Regions from separate parts of the Homo sapiens genome. Here region 1 is linked to region 2. Evidence: chromatin loops called from intact Hi-C (ENCODE). Cell type or tissue: dorsolateral prefrontal cortex. All regions are shown on one strand.

Region 1 (8,000 bases), 140 kb after region 2:
TTTGTGGATTCAACCAACCACTGGTTGAAGATATTTGAGAAAACTAACAGGATGGTTCCATCTGTACTGAGCACATACAGACTTGTTTTCTTGCCATTATTCCCTCAACAATACCGTATAGTAATTATTTACATAGCACTTACGTTGTTCTAGGTATTATAAGTAATCTACACATGATTAAAAGTATATGGGAAGATGTGTTCAGGTTATACACAAATACTACCCCATTTTATATTAGGGACTTGAGCATCTTTGAATTTTGGCATGGGGGAGTGGGCTGTGGGGAGGGGGTGGGGGTGAGGGTTGATCCTGGAACTAATTCCCCGAGAGTACTGAGGGATGACTGTAATTCATTCTTCCCATCACTCAGATTAAAAAATTATTAAGACTGACATATTTGCTTCATCTCTCTTTTCTTTTACTTTTTTAAGTTTGCTGAAGAATTTTTAAGCGAGTGCCAGATGTATAATTTTACCTCGACTTATATCAATATCCATCTCTAAAAAACGTGGACTTTAAAAACTAACAACAATACCTAATCAATTAACAATAATTCCTTGGCATCATGTAAGAGTCAGTCCATAATTAATTTCCCTAATTGCTTTCAAAATACCTTTTCTTCATGCTGTTTTTTCACATCAAATTATAAGCATGTATTTTAATAAGACGACTGACTGTGTTCCTGTGATTCCAGAAAACAGCGATGATGCCGAGGCGAGATCTCCGGTCTCAACAACTAATGGTTGTTTGCAAACATTAAACCATTATGCAAAGTATGATGTAATGTGCTCAGATGTGTGAATTTCATAGTCCATCAATTAAAAGAAAAAAATTGGCAAGATCCATCCTTTTTTTTTTTTTTTTTTTTTTTTTAGTTTAGTTTTGTTCTTTAAAAAGAGGGAAAATAGGGCCGGGAGCAGTGGCTCACGCTTGTAATCCCAGCACTTTGGGAGGCTGAGGCGGGTGGATCACCTGAGGTCAGGAGTTCGAGCCCAGCCTGACCAACATGGAGAAACCCTGTCTCTACTAAAAATACAAAATTAGCCAGGCATGGTGGCACATGCCTCTAATCCCAGCTACTCAGGAGGCTGAGGCAGGAGAATCGTTTGAACCCAGGAGGCGGAGGTCACAGTGAGGTGAGTTCGTGCCGTTGCACTCCAGCCTGGGCAACAGGAGCCAAGACTCTGTCTCAAAAAAAAAAAAAAAAAAAAGAGGGAAAATATATAATCTACCAACACTTTTATTTCATTTTTCAGAAGGACATTTTAATCCCCGAAAGTAGGAAAACTTCATTTCACAATGACAGGTCTTCTAGGAAAGGACATTTAGTAAATCTGGAAATGTTTTTTAGAATATGGATTTGCCAGTTAAAAAAATAATTCAAAATTATTAATGTTGGGGCTGGGCGCAGTGGCTTATACCTGTAGTCCCAGGACTTTGGGAGGCCAAGGCAGACTAATCACTTGAGCCCAGGAGTTCATGACCAGCCTGGGCAATATGGCGAGATCTTATCTCTCCTAAAAATACAAAAAAACTAGGTGGGCATGGTGGCATGTGCCTGTAGTCCCAGCTATTCGAGAGACTGAGGTGGGAGGATCACTTGAGCCTGGGAAGTTGAGGCCGCAGTGAGTGGTGATGGCACTGCTGCACTCCAGCCTGGGTAACAGAGTGAGACCCTGTCTAAAACATAAAAAAAATTGACATCAAATGTTGCAAGTATATGGTGAAAAACATTATTCAGTATACCTAGGATCAAAAGAAGCTGCATAATGCAGTGATTGAGCTTACAGGGTCTGGAGTCAGACAGACCTGACCACTTACTTGACCTTTTAATACTTTAGTCTTCTCATCTGTCAAATAGGATAACAACAGTTCTTACTCCTAAGATTCTTATCAACAGGAATGTAAAATATCTAACACATTATTTGGCACATAGTATGTACTTAACAAATTCTAGCTAATTATTAACTTCTGAATATTCAGACAGCATGACCAAAGAACATAAACAAACTCAGCCTCTCTTCTGGACTTGGTTTTCATAGAACTTGGAAGGTTGGTGGGGAAACTCCATTTTTATCTTCTCAAGTCAGATGATTGTTTTTGTCAGCCTGCTGTTGTGTAGAGCGGGTAGAATTAATGATAGCTCTAGGGGGATGTATTTGAAAAGAAGAGCATATTAAGTGTTGACAGGGTTCTTTCTTTCTTGTTTGTTACATATTTTGGTGACTAAGTAGCAAAGCCTTTCTAAGTATGTCTTCCAAGTTGACATGCTAGTCATATTTTCTAAGCTTTTCCATAATTCCCTCCTAACTTTTCTAAGGACTATAGAGTTGATTTAATAAAAACAAATTCATTGTTATAGATTGAAAAACTGGCCGGGCGCAGTGGCTCACACCCGTATTCCCAGCACTTTGGGAGGCCAAGGCGGGCGGATCATGAGGTCAGGAGATTGAGACCATCCTGGCTAACACTGTGAAACCCCATCTCTACTAAAAATAGAAAAAAATTAGCCAGGCATGGTGGTGGGTGCCTGTAGTCCCAGATACTTGGGAGGCTGAGGCAGGAGAATGGTGTGAACCAGGAGTCAGAGTTTGCAGTGAGCGGTGATTGCACCACTGCATTCCAGCCTGGGTGACAGAGCAAGACTCCATCTCAAAAAAAAAAAAAAAAAGAAAAAAAAAAAGAAAAACCGAGGTACAAAATAATTCTATAACTTGCTTAACCATAATAATAGCTAACGTATATTGAGACTTAACCTTCTGACTGCTTTATGTTAATCTTCTCTCATATGACCCTCGAAGCAATACTGGGAGGTTGGTGTGATTTCACCCTCATTTTAAAGACAAAGGAAACTGAGGCGCAGGGAGGTTAAGAAACTTGCCCAGGATCATAAAGCTGGTAGATGTGAGTGTCAGGATCCATGCTGGGCCGTCTGGTTTCAGAGTGTGTGTTCTTAATCCCTCTAAATGTGACTTCTCATGGGATGTTTAGCATGAATGACTCAGATAAGGCTTGGGCTCTAGTCCCTCATTTATCGAGGTATCTTTTCCTTGGTTGTGGTAGTATTTCTTCACTGGTATCTCTTTCTCACCTCCCTTTTTTATTTTTTGAGACAGGTTCTCACTCTATTGCCTAGGCTGGAGTGCAGTGATGTGAACACGGCTCAATGCAGCCTCGACTTCCTGGGCTCAATTGATCCTCCCATCTCAGCCTCCCAAGTAGTGGGGGCTATAGCTGTGCACCAACCATGCCCAGCTAATTTTTGTTACTTTTTGTAGAGATGAGGTTTCTCCATGTTGCCCAGGCTGGTCTCAAACTCCTGAGCTCAAGCAATCTGCCTGCTTTGGCCTCCCAAAGTCCTGGGATTAGAGATATGAGCCACCAAGCATGACCTCATCCCAAATTTGTAAAAGAAAACTAAAGGACAAGATCTTTGTGTGAATCATCTCCCTATCATTCCCTCCTTCTCCATATGTCAGCACCACCAACTGCAACATCAGCAGAAGATACATTAAGTGGAATCCTCTTGTGTTCAAAGAGCAGCTCATCACCACAGCTGGAGTTAGGGGATGAAGAGGGGGAGGTGGGCAGGCCCCCTCCAACTCCTGTGAGCTGCCACATCTGGTCCCCTCTCTCTTTCACCCCCTGAGCCAGGAATGCAAACCAGAGGCAGTCTCCACCCCTCCATCAGCCCCAGGACCCCACTGTACCTCTTTGTTGTTTCACAAAGATGTGTTTGTTCGATCTTTCCATCTCCTCATTGTTTCTCTCTAAATAGAGAGAGAGAGATGAGGGCAGAGGAGGAATTGCAATCACACCCTTCAGAGGGGGAGAGACCAAAATACCATCCCATGCTTGTCAAAGGCACATTTCCTCAAAATGTCTCCTAACTGAAATTCACACTTTTTCTCTTCTTGTGCTCTTTAATCTGATTGATTGTGTGGGTATCTGAGGGAGCAGGGCTGTCCATTCAGAATTCATTTTGGCCACATAATGCTGTGATCGTGGCCTAATTCTGCACATAAAACCCAGGTTTTGATTGAGGACAAGATTTTTAAAAAATTCTTACACATAGTTATCTTATGGTCATTAGGGGATTAGAGAGATGCTTTTAGGAAAAAGAAGTAGCTGGAAAGATATTATAGGAGCCGTCCATTTGAGCAAAAAAGTATTTTTGAGACTAGAATTCCAGTCAAAAGTTTGGCTGAATGCAGTGGCTCATGCTTGTAATTCCAATGCTTTGGGAGGCCAAGGTGGGAGGATTGCTTGAGCTCAGGTGTTTGAGACCAGCCTGGGCAACATAGCAGGACCCTATCTCTACAAAAAATTAAAAAATTAGCTGGGGCTGGGCGTGGTGGCTCACACCTGTAATCCCAGCACTTTGGGAGGCTGAGGTGGGCAGATCACGAGGTCAAGACAGCGAGACCATCCTGGGCAACATGGTGAAACCCTGTCTCTACTAAAAATACAAAAATTAGCTGGGCGTAGGTGGCATGCACCTGTAGTCCCAGCTACTCGGGAGGCTGAGGCAGGAGAATCACTTGAACCCGGGAGGCAGAGGTTGCAGTCAGTCGAGATTGTGCCACTGCACTCCAGCCTGGCGACAGAGCGAGACTCCATCTCAAAAAATAAAGAAAAGAAAAGAAAAGAAAAAATTAGCTGGGTGTGGTGGTGCACGCCAGTAGTCCCAACTACTCAGGAGGCTGAGGAGGGGAGGATCGCTTGAGCCCAGGAGATGGAGGCTGCAGTGAGCCATGATTGTATCACTGTACTCCAGCCTGAGCAATAGAGCAAGACCCTGTGTCTTTTTAAAAAAAAAAAGTTCTTAAAAAAGTTCCTGTTCTTTAAAAACCTTCCTTTGATTCTTTTACTGGATTTAAATAATGTCATCTCTTTCAGATTAGATTTTGATGGTGATTTCTTTGCTTTCCTCAGAATATCTAAAGGTTTATATCAGCTATGCACATAACCCAAGTTTGACCAGTTTTCGATTGTTTCACAATGTGGTCCATGCTCTGGGGTTTATATCCCTGGGGAGGACTGGTGGGCTCCCCTGACGAAGCATAACTGGATGAAGGGGAGGAGGGTCCCAAGGCACAGGGAGGTTAATAGGTACAAAAATACAGTTAGATAGAAGGAGTAAGTTCCAGCCTTCTGTAACACAATAGGGTGACTCTAGTTAACAAGAATTTATTGTAAATTTTAAAATAGCTAGAAGAGATTTGGAAATGTTCCCAAACACAAAGAAATGATAAATATTTAAGGTGATTTGGCTTCCCATGGCACCATGAGGAAGAAGATGATGAGGATGGAGCCCAGAGGGCAGATGGCACATGCACTTAGGAAGTAGAATTGAGAAAATGCAGTGATCAATTTGAGGTGATCAATAACCCTGATTTGATCATTATACACTGTATGCTTGTATCAAAATACCACATCTCCCATAAATATACACTATTATGTTTCAATAAAAATATATTTTAGAAAAAGAATGAGTGTTGGCCAGGGGTGGTGGCTCACACCTGTAATCCCAGTACTTTGGGAGGCTGAGGCAGGTAGATTCCTTGAGGTCAGGAGTTCAAGACCAGCCTGGCCAACATAGTGAAACCCTGTCTCTATTAAAAATACAAAAATTAGCCAGGCAAGGTGGGGTGCACCTGTAACCCCAGCAACTCGGGAGGCTGAGGCAGGAGAATCGCTTGAACCTGGGAGGCAGAGGTTGCAGTGAGCCCAGAGCTCCCCACTGCACTCTAGCTCGGGCAATAGAGTGAGACTCCATTTCAAAAACAAAAACAAAAAAAAAAAAAAGAAAGAAAGAAAAAGAATGAGCGTTGAAGGAGAACAACGAGTCCAGAGATGAGTGGGCAGGGTGGCTGGGAGGTGAAGGGTTCCTGTGGGATGGCACTGGGGGTGGGTTGTGCTGCAGTTGTGCAGTGGGGCAGGGGTGGTGCTGGGACACTGGGAAGAAGCTGACCAGGGAAAGGTCTTTTGTGCACAGCAAGCTGCCTTCACTTCATTCTGATGCCATGGGGAAACAAGGAAGGGGTCCATACCCTATGCAGTGTGATAGCTATGATCACAGTTTTGTTTTAGTATGATCCCCTTGATCTGGGAAAAGGGCTTCCCATTTTGGAAGCAAACTTGAAGGAGGCCAGAGAAGACCCTATTGCAGCTATTCACATAAGAGGCCATTAGGTCCTAAGGTGAGGCGATGGTGTGGATGGAGCCCAGAGGGCAGATTCCACATGAACTTAGGAGGTAGAATTGAGAGGACATGGTGATAAATTGGATGTGATAGGCAGGGAAAGGAAAGGACCTAGGGTCCTTTGTTTAATTAAGTTTTGGCATTTATGACTCGCTGTGTTATTCCCAGTTATGACCTACAGAGTAAATCAAAATAATAACACAGACAAATAAGCCTGAGAAAGGGTTCAGTCAATGATCCAGGAGGGAGGAGCCGGATGTGAGGATCAAGAATCAAGCAAAACAACTAGAGTGCCAGGAACAGAAACTCAGGCTTCCAAGATGGGAGGAATCTGACAATTCTGCCAAACACTATCTAATTCACCCAAGACTGTTGAAGATGGCTGCACTCTCATCAGTGGTTAAGACCCACAGGTCTTCAGGGAACTTTAAAACTTCATCTCAGGCAAAATCTTCTGAAATGTGACATGAAATTGGTGGTAGTCCTATGGAGAAGGAAGCCTGCATTATATAGTTCCCCTAAATGACAAGCTGTGTACATGTAACACACATGCACACACACATATTGTGAGGGTGTCTTCATTTGAAGTTAACTGCTAGGAAACAGGCCATCACTTTATACTAGGCATTGATGTTCTCACATCCAGGGGTCATTGATGCACAGGGATCTTTTTGTCTCTTTGGCATGTACAGTATATGTCAGCTCTAACAAGTTCTCCATCTATTCCACATGGAAAGGGAAGTCCAAGACTGTTTACAGAAGAGAAAGAATTCAGGGTAATTTTTGTTCTGAGGTTCTGTTTTCCTTCTGGTCTAGTTTAGTGGAGAGACTGAAGTATTATAAATGTCCACTTAGATGTGCTGCTCTCACTTCAAAGCATAAGATTCTCCAAATATATTTATCAAATGAAGAAAGGAGGCTGGGCGCAGTGGCTCACACCTGTAAGTCCACCACTGTGGGAGGCCAAGGTGGGCAGATCACGTGAGGTCAGGTGTTTGAGACCAGCCTGGCCAACACGGTGAAATCCCATCTCTACTAAAACTACAAAAATTAGCCGAGTGTGGTGGTGTGTGCCTATAATCCCAGCTACTTGGGAGGCTGAGGCAGGAGAATCGCTTGAGCCTGGGAGGCGGAGGTTGCAGTGAGCAGAGATGGAGCCACTGCACTCCAGCCTGGGCAACAGATTAAGATTCTGTCTCAAAAAAAAAAAAAAAAAAAAAAAAAAGAGAAAACACATGATATATTTGCATATTTCCATTGCTAGTAATAGATTAGTGTATAAACATAACGTTAAAAAATAAACTGATGCCAGTCGCATGGTGTATCTTAAATGCAAATGTCTTCCAGACCAAAATTACCAGTGTCTCTAGAGCAATGATATAAATAACATGTGCTTACTTTTCAACTTACAAAAGAAATGACAAGACTAATGAGTTTTTGGTAGTCTCATAAATACCATGTCTGAAAATAGTTCATCAGTTTTTGGGACTCATCCATGAAATGCTTACATATTGTTTCAGTAAGGTACACATTTTGTCACACTTTAGCGGTTTGGAAAGAGTACCATCAATAATGAGATTAAGGAGAATTGTACAATTTGCATGGGAATTTAGGTATGAGAGAATTCTCCTAACATGTAAAATATCTGCAATTCTGACATCTTAGTACATTTGCATGAAGGTAACTGAGGGCCAAAAAAGAAAAAGGCGCTATATTGTGTCAAACATGAGACCTCCCCTGAAATTCCCATTTCGGTTACACACTGTTTGCTACATCTGAAGATGAAATTGTTCTC
Region 2 (8,000 bases):
CACATTTTATTGTGTTGTATATGAGGCTTAGCGATCATTCGTCAGTTTTACTGAAATGGATTACTTGCAGAGCTGCTTAATAACTGAAAAGACATTTAACTTCCTGAAAAACTCTCTCCTTTAGCCTGTTACTTTGCTCTTACCCAAACTAAAATATATTGCTTGTCTCTAGTTCAAATTTTGGTGCAAATGCAGGTAATGGCAATGAGCTCCCAGATTGAAGAAGGCTGAGTTAATCCTATTTGTTAACTTCAATATTTTATATAGCGCTCTGGGCTGTGAACTTTCAGATTTCAAAATAAAGATTCTTGGGTTTCAAAGTCTCCAGTTTTAGAAAACTTTAAATTATTAGTTTGGCATCCTACCTAGACCAACCATTCTATATGATCTACCCTAAAATTGATAACTAACAGTGGTTTATCATCATTATTTTACACTTATTATCAGGATTTTTTTTTTAAAAGATAGGGTTGCTCAGGCTGGAGTGCAGGGGCATGATCATGGCCAACTGCAGTCTTGAACTCCCAGGCTCAAGCAGTCCTCCTGCCTCAGTCTTCTGAGAGCTGGGACTACAGGCGCACACCACCATGCATGGCTAATTTTAAAAATTTTTTTGTGGTGACAAGGTCTTGCTATGTTGCCTGGGCTCAACAGATCCTCTTGCCTCAGCCTCTCAAAGTGTTGGAATCACAGGCATGAACCATCCCACCTGTCCTTTCATCAGTATTTTTTATACAAAGAATTGACACTTTTCTAAGATACTTATATTGGGAACACGCACACATATAGTTCTATCTATATGTTACATAATGTTCATAAAGGAAACAGAAAGATTTGTGTTAACCATTACTGTTTTGAAGGAAAGAATCATACACCCTTTATAGGAATAAGCATATATTGTGAAATCCAAACAGTTTTTAATTCATGAAGATGAAAGTGGTTTTTGAGTTTATTAAAATTTTCTTAGGTTAGCTGAACAAAGTGAAAGCACCAGTTATACTATCACATACAGGCCACCTTTAAGGTTCCTTCAGGTTGCAAATATTCAATAAAATTCTCACAGCAAAAGAGCAATATCACTTTACACTTAATGGTTGTCAAATACTTAATGGTTGTCAATCCCCTTTGGCAAACACAGTATAGTTCTCTCTGTACTGCTGGTCACACTCACAGGCCTGTAAAACAAGTGTATTAGAAATTCCCCGCCCCACACAGAGTGGCTGGAGCCTGGGGCCCCAGGGCATCCTGGGAGCGACTTCTTGTTCCTGTTTATGCCGGACTTCTTGTTCCTGTTTATGCCGTGCCAGTCACCCCCAAATTGCAGGTGTGGGTCTGCACTGCCTTGCTGCCCGGCCATTGGGCATCAAAGCTGCCCATGCTGGGGCTCCAAAGATGACATAAAATAAAGCAGCTTTGTTGTCTGCATCAATAGAAACAGGGTCAAACGGGGCGGAGAGGGCTAGTGCAGAGCGCCAAAATGTCCCTGATTATGGTATGACTCAAGAGTGGGGGCAGGGGAGAGAGCAGAGGGGGAGCTGACATGTGGCAGGGAGAGGGAGGAAGCCGGGGAGAGCTCCTCAGGCTTGGCTCAGCTTTACCCTAACTCACTGCCACACTTGGCACTAACCTTACGGCTCATGCTAGGTGCACATGTGCCAAGACCCACGTGAGGCACTCCACACACAGTATCTTATCTGATCTTTACAACCCAAGGGGGTAGAGGTGCTATTATCATGCCCATTACACAGATAAGGAAATTGAGGCTTAGTGAGATTAGAAAAGGCCCAAGCTATTAAACAGTAGAGCTGTACCTGGAACTCAGTCCAATCTTAAATCTTCTGCCAACATAACTCACATGAGTTACCTGGAATATAAAATTCAGGGAGCTGGACTGGCTGAGCCCAAGATACTTTCAAATTCCTAACAGCCAGTGAGATAAGATTCCTAGCAACTTCATAAGATATCTGCCTGAAATTTAAGTCTTCATTGTGTTCAAAAAAACTTCTAAAAGATTCCTTATTTAAAAAAAAAAAGTAATTAAGTACATGTTTAGGGCAGATGATAAAATACACACTTAACTGAATATGTACCATGGGCTACTACAATTACACCAGCTGTGGTATAATAGCACAATGTAAATCTGGAAAGAACTGTGTGACTGAAAAGTTGTCATCTAACATTTCTTGTCATTTTAAAAAAGGGAAAATAAATACTCCTCAAAGCTCCATTAAATCTTAATGAATCATACACAATATCCTTGAAGGATGTAAAATCTACTTCTAAGCCAATTATTTATTAAAGCCAATTGTCTCAGTTTCCTTCATGAAAAATATAATTAACACAAAACACAGTAACATTTATGTGGGCCTTTCCTTTTAAATTACTATATAGCCCAACTCAGAAAAGGTACCTTGATTCCTCTCCTGAGCAAGGCATTGACATTTACATCACATGCAAGTTCCCTCCAACACTGCAAAACACACAGGTTTGTTTTTTCGTGTGAGACTGGCTGACTGCAATGAGTATCACTCCTGCAGATGTAAGACTAAATTCACACTGGCAGGAAAAGAGAGGTTGCAATTAAGCTGCAAAAATGGGAATACTAAATAGCTACTGGACAAGGAATAAATAAGTGAGACCCAGCTGGTAACGGTTCTGAAATTACGGCATACAGGGGTGTCCCCACAAAGCCATCTCACAGTGTGACATTTAAAAAATAAACCTCACTAATTTATATCATTTTTAAGTCAAGCAAAGAATATGCTCATAAATCCTGAGAGGCATTATTAATGGCACTTAATTAATTCAGATATATTCACCCTAAACACTATGTTCTCAGACTAATACATAATTAGTAATTGGTTTTCATTCAGCCAAGAATATGCAAAAAGTACCAAAAAAGCCTCTCACATGTAGAGGAGACACTGAGATACTTAATCTGATTATAATGAAGACAATTCCCTACAAATTATGACATATTGAGATGAAACAGGAAGCACCCCTTGTGTGGAGCCCCTGTTGGGTATAAAGGCTGGCGGAAGTGGCAGGGGGCCTGGAGGGGGAGCTATTTCATGGCAGCATGAGCATGGGGGAAGACAGGAGATGTCGAGAGTGGGTTGGGAATTATCTTGAAAGGCCCGTGCATCCCTCCTCAAAAATCTCAAGACACAGATTGAAAAAGGGCTCACTTTATCTCCCAAGATACATTTCTACTACTTAAATATGAGGGCCTATTTTAAAACATAATTCAATAACAAAAATAACCAGAGCGAGCTAAGCACAAAGGGTTCAAGATCAATGAGGGCCCAACAGGAAGAAGTGTAACGCATAACTTGATATGATGACTATTCTAGATACTACTGTAATTAATTTCATAGGGAAATCAAACAATAAATATGTCATACCAGATTCCCTAGACTCTGCAAGTTTTGCAATTGCTTCTGGCTTCTACAAATGGATGCTCGCTAGGTTCACGACCTAAAATGTGATATGAGTTCAACATTACAGATAAAAATCTCTCCTCTCTTTCCCCACATCCCTTCCTATCAGTATCTTAAAATAGATACTTTCCACTTACTGGACTCATCCTAAGAAAACAAAATTCCTTTGTGACTCTGTGGCTGATAAAGCACACAAGGATTCCTTCCACCAAACAAATGACTTTGAACAATTTCTGCCCTGAGGTTCATTCGCTTTAAGAAGTGAATGAACAGAGAACTAAAATTAGGACTATTAAGAGATAAGAGTTGAGGGTATCCAGAGCTATTGAAGTGACTCACAGCTGGAAGTTCTGACTTGTTTTGTCCCTGTCCCGCAAACAGAAGGGCCCTGCAGTTGTGATCAGAACTTTCACTTGTTCTCCACAAAGGTTTAAAAAATGACCTCAGGTGCATTGCTAAGAAAATATTTTCCATAATGTCACCTAAAAAAGGCCATCACATTGCACAATCCCCTCCACACCATGCTCTTCTCTCTCCAGAGCTATCTGCACACAATTTATTTCTGGAGAGGTGCAGAGGGCTTGGCTGGGAGCTGAGAAGCAGAGACAATACAGCTTCCAGGGTTAGAATCATGTGCAGGAACACAGTAGTAGGCTGCCTGGCTGACACAGAATTACCCACATTAGGTGCAATACCTACGACCTCTCCTTCAGAATACTTGAAAGTTGTGTCCAATTTGTTTGTAAAATGGGGAAACTACGACTATTTATACACCAAAGTTCATATTTTTGATGTGTATTGGTAGCAACCAGAACATACTTAGAACAAAGACCATCATAAAGGCATAATTTTTTCTTACTTTTTTCTACTAAGTGTCTTATTGGGAGAATGAGGGATTACCTAAACATTTTTAATCTGATTTTCACTATCTGATATTCATGTGTAATTGTTAATTTTGTACTGGGGGAAAAAATCACCAACTTGAGCACCAGCTCTCATTTGGAAATAATTTTTATAATATTACAATGAATATAGGTTGAAACAATTAAGAACTTTAAAAAAAAAAATGAAGTTCTAATATGATTCAGGCATGTAGCCCACACTTGGAATGCTGTGGCTCTCATTACAACCTACCCTGCAAACCAAATAGCAATTTGAAAGTTCTGAGGTTTCAGAGGGACAGGCAGGGCAAATTAGAATCAGTTACAGAGGCAGGAAAAAACGGGCAGCTGAAAATGTCTGGGAAATGTACTTTTATTTGTCTTGAGGCAAGAGGTCAATTTTCTACAGCTGCTTCATCAATATTCATTTTCTTTTTCTTTTTTCTTTTTTTTTTTTTTTGAGACAAAGCCTCGCTCTGTTGCCCAGGCTGGAGTGCAATGGCATGATCTTAGTTCACTGTAACCACCGCCTCCTGGGTTCAAGCAATTCTCCTGTCTCAGCCTCCCGAGTAGCTGGGACTACAGGTGGGCGCCACCACGTGTGGCTAGTTTTTGTATTTTTAGTAGAGATGGGGTTTCACCATGTTAGCCAGGCTGGTCTCGAACTCCTGACCTCAGGTGATCCACCCGCGTTGGCCTCCCAAAGTGCTGGGATTACAGGCATGAGCCAACACGCCCAGCTAATATTCATTTTCTAAGACCATTTCTCAAAAGTTGATGTCTATCTGCAGATAAGACAAAAATCAAAGATCCAAGTATATTTTAATTAACATTTTCTTCTGAAATCTGAGCTACCTTCCAATATCTAGAAAAGAAATGCTTTTTTTGACAAGCCAAATAAAGTTATTCTGATATCAAAGGTGAGTAGGAATGAGAATAAAAGCACAAAGGTCATCCTTTCCAGGGTCCACAAACTCAAAAGCCTAAATTAATTCACTTCAGCAGATTTTTCAATTAAACAAGAATCATTAAGTCAATCTTTTGATTAATGGCTACTTGACTAAAATTAAAATGTCATCAGAAATATTTAAACTTTTGCTTAGAATCTTACTTTAATTTATAACATAGACACAAACTCTCCCATCTGTCAACTTGGTATCTGCAAGCTCAATCAGACTCTTACGGACATCCTTGCCGGCTGGCCCACTGTCAACTTCATACAAAAGAATGTAGTCATGTTAAAATTCTACCTCCCATGAACCACAGAATCTGACATAAAACTACTGAATTCAGGCCAAAAATTTATAATCTGGTACAGAGGTAATACTGGCTTTTTTAAAAATTCAAACAAAGACATTGCCAATGAAAACAAGAGCTTACAACGTGGTCCATTCAAAAGGGCCCCAGGCTCAGGGAGTCAGGAGACCTATGACTGAGCCCTGGTCAGCCACGTCACCACCCTCTGGCCTTGAGCAAAGTGCCCCAGCACTCTTGATCTCGCTTTATACTTTAAAAAACGAGTCTGAGAAGAGATCACAGTGATGTGTGCTTTGGCCCAGATAGTGATTTAGAAAATGCTTGAATTAATCACCAATCTTTTCAGACTTGAGAACATTTACATACAAATTTGGATTTCTGGCTTCTTTTAAAAATGGGAAGACCTGGCACCGGGCCCGGCATCACTCATCTGGTGCTGAGTAGCTGTGGGGATACACCCTCCAGCTGGGCACAGTTCCTGCCACTCCCTGGAGTCTCCTGCCTGGATGACTTGGCCCATTCCAGGGCTTTAGCCACCACAGGGCTCTGGTGCCTGCACTTGGGAGACATTCCCACAAATTCAAATGAATCACAAAACAACTTTCCAGAGATCCACTTAATTCCTGGAAGACACACATAACCTCTTTAAGTGTTTCATTTATGTGGATGTGGCAGTGCAGGGACAAAGATTGGAAGAAAAGCCACAGCTCCAATATTCTAATCAAAGGCATTGCAAGTTCCTGGTCTTCTTTTGAAACTGACACAGGGGACAGGGAAGAGATGCTAAATGAAGCTAATATGCCTGCAGTTGCCTGTAACCATGTCTTCAGCCACGTAAAGTTAAGCATCACCATTGATGCACAGAAAAGACGGGATAAGACAGATAAGAGCCACGTGCAGATGACATCATTTGAATCTCTGGACCTGGGGGATCTTGAGGCCAGCCTAATCCAACATCCTTTCCAGAGACAGAAACCAATCAATCCCCTAAGCTAGAGGAAGGTAAATTTCTGCCACTTGCAATTGAAGACACTCAAATACTTAATGGATGTCAAATAAGAACTTCACTCATCCAAATGGCATGACCACTAGCAATCACACAGCACTCTAAGAAACTGATCTTGAAAACTTCAAATAAACATTTTACTTTTTAGTCAGATATTTAATATGCTAAAATAATTTAATACTTCCCTGGTATCTTTCTTTCCATTCATCCTGGGATAAGGATGTTCTAAAACTAGAGTTCCCCAAGTAAGCTGTGAAGGCAAAGCTTCCAGAAGGTGCTAGATGATACCAAGCTGGCCAGAAGCCCTAAATCTCATACCTAAATCTGGCTAGCCATGGAGAAGATGGGGAGGAGTTTGGTATGTAATACAGGTGTCCCTGGGTACCCCAGATAACCACATCTACTGAAAAAGTAAGCAGTGAGTGACAGCTGTGCATTCAGAAAATCAATCACTGAAACACATCATTAATAAAACCTGTAAGACAATGGAGAAGGGGATGGCATGTACAGTTCAGCATTTTGAACTGAGATGTGTTCAGCAGACTTCACAGTTGGGACCTTCGTTAAGATTCCAGAAGGAAGCAATGAAATCCTAATTCTGTTACACCAGAACTTTTGTTTTTCTTTCCATGACCACAACAGAGGGGCCGCCTGCTTTCCTGCCCAGCATCCATCCTGAAAGAACAATGAGAGGAAGGGTACCATGCTGCCATTTACACTGCTTTCCCGGATTCCCATTTTAAGAGATGACCTGACCATGCATTTTTATCTCTTTTCCTTCCAGAAGCTCTGCTAAGATGACAGTAAAGGAAGTTAGAGATTGGGGGAAAATCAAAAACACCACCACCAAACATGACAAGAACATTGGAGAGCAGACAATAGAAAACGAGAAATGTCAAAGAATTTTTTAAAGACAGAAAAGTAGTAGAGGATTGTTAGCAGACAGAAGAGGAGACAAAGCTGCTACCTCTGTGCCGGTGGCCACTCAATGCCATGTGCTCCCAGATGCTGAGGGGCTCCACAGCTGGGGTTCAGGTGGCAGAAAGACGGTGCGCTGCCTGTTGCTGTCCATGCCATCCCATCGCATGAGAGGCACAGGACTGATTCCTCAGAAACCCCAGCCCAAGAAGCTTCGGGCACGGGAAGACCCAGCTCACACAGGGCTGGGCTGGGCGTCACGGAGCACGGGAGGAGCCAGTTACCATCTGTGCTCTGAGGCCTGGGCCCTCTGCCGCTGTCCCCTGCTCTGCTGCAATCGCACCTTTGGCCTGGGTCACTCCCCGAGGGGACACTGGAGGATTCCCATTCTGGCGGAAAGGCCCTAGAAATATTAATAATTCCGCCAGTGGGCGGCAGCACAAAGGCTGGCCTCTTCCCCACTGTCAGTGGACGGGCACCGCCACTCCACATACCCGG

The links. A loop is a pair of places that touch in the nucleus more often than their neighbours do. Peaks named below come from ENCODE experiments on the same cell type or tissue, not always from the same donor. Only the 100,000 strongest peaks of a DNase experiment are listed, where the experiment ranks them.
Region 1: a loop joins it to region 2, with 4 times the contacts of the local background. A loop is called at or near these places in 4 of 110 quality-filtered maps.

What each region holds. Positions count from the first base shown.
Region 1 is chr10:22,758,341-22,766,340 of GRCh38, forward strand. No RefSeq gene overlaps it. Among named protein-coding and RNA genes, the nearest start is that of PIP4K2A, 48 kb to the left of the region's middle. In dorsolateral prefrontal cortex, no CTCF peak of the experiment used is centred here; DNase peaks (open chromatin) are centred at 713 and 3,641; H3K4me3 peaks cover 369 bases; H3K27ac peaks cover 7,571 bases.
Region 2 is chr10:22,614,674-22,622,673 of GRCh38, forward strand. The region is part of intron 1 of PIP4K2A (phosphatidylinositol-5-phosphate 4-kinase type 2 alpha); the gene reads right to left. Among named protein-coding and RNA genes, the nearest start is that of PIP4K2A, 96 kb to the right of the region's middle. RefSeq lists enhancers at 789-1,357, 1,097-1,166, 1,217-1,266, 1,297-1,536 and a silencer at 3,767-4,061. In dorsolateral prefrontal cortex, CTCF peaks have their summits at 3,070 (motif pointing right), 3,270 and 7,936 (motif pointing right); DNase peaks (open chromatin) are centred at 1,438, 3,054, 6,008, 7,905 and 1 weaker place; H3K4me3 peaks cover 4,575 bases; H3K27ac peaks cover 8,000 bases.